Regions from separate parts of the Homo sapiens genome. Here region 1 is linked to region 2. A link is a contact called in ENCODE Hi-C data. All regions are on one chromosome and are shown on one strand. The core of a region is the stretch at or near the end of the contact, and the rest is flanking DNA. Distances in the headings are between cores, read along the strand shown. Region 1 holds the start of FRG1-DT (FRG1 divergent transcript). Region 2 holds the start of SNX25 (sorting nexin 25).

Region 1 (3,032 bases), core at 76-2,575, 4.7 Mb before region 2:
TCTCCTCCCAGGAAATTCACAGAGTAAAAATCTCACATTCATTCAGGATAAACCTGCCATTTATTCTGGCATCTTCATGAGGCCAGACTCCTCGAGAGGGTTCTCAAGGCCAGTGGCTTCAACTCACTCCTTGATACTTTCTATCTCGCCTAAAAATATCAAAACCTCTGTTTATCACGGAGACCAGGAGGAAATACTCGACATTTGTATGTACCTCGGGCAAATCTGCCAGTTAAAAAAGAAGCGGGGATATGAGTGCACAGGTATTTTTTCCTAAAAAGCTAATAAATTACCATTACGACCTCCTCCTCACATTTGGCTCAATTTATTTTCTGCATATATGTTCTCTCATTTAATCCTCACAGTCTTCTAAAAGTATAAAAAACGTCTGAAAGTATAAATGTGTAAACGGAGGTTCAGATATTTGATCTCTTAATGAGTAAATGGAAGTTCAGACATATTAACCAATTTGCCACAAATTACAAAACTAGTAAATGACAAGAGTGCAGGTTCGAGCCCATATCCCTAAAGCCCATATACACCTCAACCACTGTGTGATTCATCCTGGTTTCACTGTACATATTAGATTAGAAAAAATTAATAAGTTTTCTAGAAAGAAAAGAGACAATGGAGAAAATAATAATCCCTAATAAAGGAAATTATCATGAACTACGAGATCAGACTAATGCAGACCCCCCAGGCAGAGGCCTGGAGAGATGCCTCAGGGGACCCAAACTCGTGGGTACGGGGTCACGGGTCACCTGCCCGTCTATCCTGTTTCCAGGGTCGTCCGCGCGGGAGGCTGCCCCTCTCTGCACAGACGCCGGGAACCGCGGCCCGGCCTCCGTCCAGCCCGGACAGGGGCCAGGGCGAAGCCTGGGAGGCCACAAAGCCGGCTCTCCGCGCCACGGCTTCCACCGGAGTTGCGGGGGTGGAGTGCGTCCGAAAAGAACGGAGGAGGCTCCCGCCCAAGCTGCAGGACCCACCTCTTCGTCTTGGTTCCCTTGAGCACGAGCTTGGTAGACTTCACGTAGGAGTACTCGGCCATGGCTCCGGGAAACTTCTGCGCGGAGAGGCTGAGGCCGGTTCTGGACGAGTATGTGAGTCGGGGCAGCACAGGGGCGCGGAGAAACAGAAGCGGACGCGAAATAAACACTCCCTGACAGCCTACGTCTCTGTAGAACCCGCCTCCGTCTTCACCCAAACGCTGAATGGCTCAGAGTTCCACTTCCGGGTTTCTGCCGGGGAGCTACGGCGGCCGCAGAGGGCCAAAAGGCATCCGCGCGCAGCTGCTCCCTGGCGCCCTCTCAAGGAGCCCCTGAGGATTCGCGCCTCCCGGAAGGGAGAAAAGCCCGCCCGAGGCGCGGTGCTGACGGTGGCTGGGCTGCCGGGTGCGCTGTGGAACCGCCTCCTGCTAGAGCAGCGGGCTGGCGACGGTCCTCGCCGGGGCGGGAAGCGGCTCAGGCTGCCCTCGCTGGCCTGCGGCGGCGCGGCTGGAAGCGCGGGCCACTCGTGCGTGGGTCACTCAGGACTGCGCCTCGCGCGACTGTGTGTGCAGGAAACAAGCAGGAAATACCCTAAAAGAGAATGAAGCGCCATGTTGAGGGTCGCGGACGTCGCGAGTGCTGTGGGAATGTGGGCTGAGGTGGAGAGTTATGGTAGCCCGTGTTACAGGCTCAGGGGTCTGAAAGAAGCCTAATCGTGGAGGCGGCATCTGAGGAGGGTCTTGAAGGCTGGGCAGGCATTTGCCCGACAGAGATGGAGGAAGCTAGTCCTGTCTGATGGAGGAAACAGGGCGGAGGCGTGGAGGGAGCCGTGCAGCGCTGGTGTGAGGAGCAGCGAGCAGGCCAGGCCTGTAAAGCAGAGTGAGGGAACCAGGATAGAGAAGGCAAGTCGGGGTCCTGTGGTCGCTGAAGAATTTGAATGAAATCAGTAAACAGGTGAGAGGGATCCATCGCAAGAGCATGGGATGAAAGGAGGAGTAGTCCACGGTGATTCCTCTGCAGCGGTGGGTGTTATTAATCGCGTATGTGACACCAAAACCACCCCACTCAAGCTGTGGCTCTTTCCCTAAAGTAGAAAACCGAGACCAGTTGGGTTCCAAGCATCCACGAAGATCTTATTAAATTCGTGATCCCTGGTGGCACCATGGAGTCAGGATTGGCTCATCTCAAACCTGACTCAGAAACAAAACCGTCACAATGTGCAGAGATGAGCGTCCTTACCGCTATCAACGTATTTTCTGGTGTTTTCACAGTGCTGCGCTTCCTAATCCCCATTCCATGGCAATCCACATGCCATGATGCCCGGAGTCATTAACAAAGGAGACACACAGGGGCTCCTCACGTTGGCTTTCCAGGGTTTTGATGAAAATCTGTTTCCTCGTCTCATACAATGTGGTTAGTAATAGTATCATTTAGGGTTGAAGAATTAAATGGTACGAGTTATATAGGGTGCTTATTATAACCTACATGGAAAATGCCTAGGATATGTTAGCTATGCTCATCACCAACATCGTTATATGATGGTAATAATCAGATAGTCAGGAAGCCTGACACCAAGAAAATGGATACATGCTCTGAAGGAATGAATGTGGAGAGATCAGAAGGTCAAGAACAAAGTCGTACAATATGTCTACAGTAAAGGGATAGAGAAAAGAAAGGCTATAAAAGAAGGAATGAAACAGAGTTAAATTATAGAAATCAAAGCTAAGGAGAATTTCCAGAAAGGGTAGTATCATTTAATATCATAGAAGTTTAGGAGCCCAAGATGGAAAAAAGGCCTCTGGGTAACTGACATTGAGGCAGTCTTTGGGGAAGCTCCATTTCCGATAGAGAAGTAGACTGAAAGTCAGCTTGAAGCAGGGACTAGGTGAAGAAGCTGTTGGCTGGTCGCATGGGGAAATAAATAAGGGATGGCATATGCCGTATTTCTGGATTTCTTTCTTTCTTGCCCAGCCTCTATATATGCACAGAGTTTGGCGAAAACTTACAAAAAATAAAAATGAAACCAATTTCGTTTGTAGACCCAAA
Region 2 (3,119 bases), core at 455-2,954:
GAAATGTCTGTTACCTACTAATGCCTTCCGCCATTATCTCAGCGCTGCATTCTGAACTAACACACTCAGAGTAGTTTGGTGAAGTGTGGTGCTTTCTTTTAAAATAAAGGAGTGAGCAGGTCATGTGATAAGCAAATACAAACCCTGGGGACAAATGATCATTAACAAATATTCTTATGAAGTTGAGCCACTGCCATTTATCTTACCCCAAAGCGCTTGGGCAATTTCATTAGAATGATGGTATCACTCAGTCAAGCAGTGAGTGTTAAGCTGGGATAGAATAAAGTTCCCTTTAAAGGATTATGAGAAGGAATGTGGAAGAAAGATGGGGCAGTGGGTTTGGCACTGAAGAAGAGAAGCGCTCATTTAAAACACTGTTCTTTCCTACATTCCCTAACCCCCGCCCTAGTGTCCCACAGCGCGCTGAGGATGGCTTTCCTTTTGTTGCAAACCAGTGATTTCTGGCATCCCCCTTCCAAATCACAGAAGCCAGCGGGGACTGCACAACTATAATACGTATCCGCATGGTGGAAGGCAGGATAGGGTGGTGGGAAGGGTACGCGGGCTTGGGGGTGAGGCGCTGGGCCAGGGACCGAAGCAAGTTTCCTCATCGGCAAACGGTCATAAAGTTGCCTCCCACCGAGAACGGCCAGAAGAACCAAGCGGATCGCCAGGACCGTGCGCAGAGCCTGCACGTAGCGAACGCTGTGATTCCCTTCTTCCCCTCCCACGGCAAGCGACACCGAAGGTCTGGGGACACCCTTAGGGTTGTGACTGAGGATGGTTGTCGAGTGACTACAGAGCCCAGTAAATAACGCGCATCTCCTCCAGCACCGCGGAGCGCGGAGCCCGGAGCCCGGAGCCCGCCGCGCGCGGGCGCCGGGGAACGCTCGCGTCCACGGCCGGGCCCGCAGCCCAGCCCCCTGGCTCCCGGCTTCCCGCTTCGACAAGGGCATGCCGCGGCCCCCCGGAGCTCGGGGCGCGGGAGCTGGCACCGGAAGCGGGGAGGGCCGGCGGAGCTGGGCGGCCAGGAGTCGGGTACTTACCCCCGGCGGGCGGCGGGCGGCTGAGGTCGCGGCCAGCCGGCTCCAGGCGGCGGCGAAGTCGGGCGGCTGGGCGCGCGGGCTCCGGCAGACGAGGGCAAACAGGATCCCCAGCAGGAAGGCGGCCGCCGCGCAGCTCAGGTACAGGCTGAGCCTGAACAGGACGGAGCTCAGCCCCGCGGCCCCCGCCGCCTCCCCGCTGCCGGGCCCCAGGAAGGAGAGGGCCACGGCGGCGAGTGCGGCCACCGCCACGGGCTTCCACCAGCTCCGGCCGCCCGGGGCCCCCGGCGCCGCCGCTGCTGCTGCCTCCGCGTCCCCCGGGGACTCCGGCCGCCGCTCGCCCCTGAAGCCCGAGACAGGACGGCCGCCGGCGCCTGCGGCCCGCGCGGGGCTGGGGCCGGCGCCGCCACTGTCGGTCGCATCGGGGTGCATGCTGCTTCCTGGGCCGCTAAGGACAGGCACATCTCCTGCCCCCCGGTCCCCCGCCGGCGCTCCGGAGGCAGGGGGAGCCCGCGCTCATGCCTCGCCCGCGGCCCACCGAGGGAGCGGCCCCCGCAGACGCCGCCGGGCCCCTCTCGGCGACCCCTCAGCGCCGCCACCAGGCGCTGGGCCCGTAGCTGCCGGGCCGGGCGCAGCCAGGGAGCCCCACCGTGTTGTGACTGAAGCCTGGCCAGCCTGACGCGGGCGGGGCGGGGCCGCCCTGAAGTGCGTGTCGGGCGGGGCCCGGAGCCACCGCGGCCGCTGAGTGACAGCCGGGAGGCGCCCACCCACAGCGCGGGGGCGGGGTCCGGGCCGGGGCCCCACGGGGAGAGGGCGCGACCCAGCGCGGTGCACACCTCTCTTTCCCACGCTCCCCTCCTCCTCTACAGGATGCCGTCTGTTCATGGAAAATTTTGCTGCAGGTGTCAGCGGCGCTGGTAATTCCTGAGCTCAGGTGATCCCGTAATTCTCCCTCTCCGCTCATCACTGACGAGTAACCTCTTCGCTTTGCTTACAGCCGGCAAACATTTCTGCCTGGTTTTCACTCGCTATTTAAATAGGCAACCGTTCCCGAGACTCCCTGTCACAGTTTCTAACGACCTTCCCTTTCCCACCCTGCCGCCTTAGGGAAGGAATCAGACACGTGCGGTGGAGTAAGTGAAGCCTGCAATTCCTAGCTATGGAAAGGTCCAAAGAAGTCGGCCTGGTGCAACAGGGTGCACGCAGCTGCCCATAATCACTTTGGCTCCACTTCTGGTTTTTGTTTTGTTTTGTTTTGTTTTTTGTTTTTTACCAACTATTCAGTTCAAATGCTATCAGCCACGCAAAGGAACGTGGTCCAAATAATTTTTAGAGTATATATTTGCCTTTTCTTCTGTCATAGTCCCAGCCAGTAATATACAGATAACGCTTGCTAAGTAGATGCCAATATGCTACTTAAACACTGGCAATTACTGCTAAGACTAATAAAGAAGCAGATGTAGCTTTTGCTTTTAGTATCAATTGGTATTCATGGGCATTTCATTCTTTCTTTCTTTCTTTTTTTCTTTTTTTTTGAGACGGAGTCTCTGTTGCCCAGGCTGGAGTGCAGTGGGGCGATCTCGGCTCACTGCAATCTCTGCTTCCTGGGTTCAAGCCATTCTCCTGGCTCAGCCTCCCGAGTAGCTGGGATTACAGGCACGCACCACCACACCTAGCAAATTTTTGTATTTTTAGTAGAGACGGGGTTTCACCATATTAGCCAGGATGGTCTCAATCTCCTGACCTCGTGATCCGCCTGCCTCAGCCTCCCAAAGTGCTGGGATTATAGGTGTAAGCCACCGCGCCCGGCCTCATTTCATTCTTTCTTAAACCTTCTAAGTCAGAAATGAAGAGTGCCTCATGCTAGATGTGACTTTGCCATGCCAAGGGGATGATCAAAATAAGTTACCAGTTTCCTTTCTCCTCCTTTTTTAAGAAAATAGGGGCGGGCACGGTGGCTCACGCCTGTAATCCCTACACTTTCGGAGGCTGAGGCGGGCAGATCATGAAGTTAGGAGTTCAAGACTAGCCTGGCCAACATAGTGAAACTTGAACCCCGGAGGTGGAGGTCGCAGT

The links. Hi-C counts contacts between places; a loop is a spot of excess contacts on that map. Pooled maps may share reads with other maps.
Region 1: a map of CD8-positive, alpha-beta T cell shows a loop between it and region 2 (13-fold over the local background). The contact joins the promoter of FRG1-DT here to the promoter of SNX25 in region 2. A Hi-C loop is called at or near these places in 2 of 168 maps with a recorded cell type or tissue (CD8-positive, alpha-beta T cell and naive thymus-derived CD4-positive, alpha-beta T cell) and 7 of 50 pooled maps.

Annotation. Positions count from the first base shown.
Region 1 is chr4:189,939,026-189,942,057 of GRCh38, reverse strand. FRG1-DT (FRG1 divergent transcript) reads left to right here and starts at 1,325. Exons shown (of 4, transcript NR_149039.1): 1 at 1,325-2,399. FRG1 (FSHD region gene 1) reads right to left here and starts at 1,186. Exons shown (of 9, transcript NM_004477.3): 1 at 987-1,186. The coding sequence starts at 1,048. RefSeq lists an enhancer at 381-880.
Region 2 is chr4:185,208,183-185,211,301 of GRCh38, reverse strand. It overlaps SNX25 (sorting nexin 25), which reads right to left and starts at 1,704. Exons shown (of 19, transcript NM_001378034.2): 1 at 1,047-1,704. The coding sequence starts at 1,475. It also overlaps a transcript of CFAP97 not described here. RefSeq lists silencers at 896-1,085, 1,156-1,315, 1,426-2,005.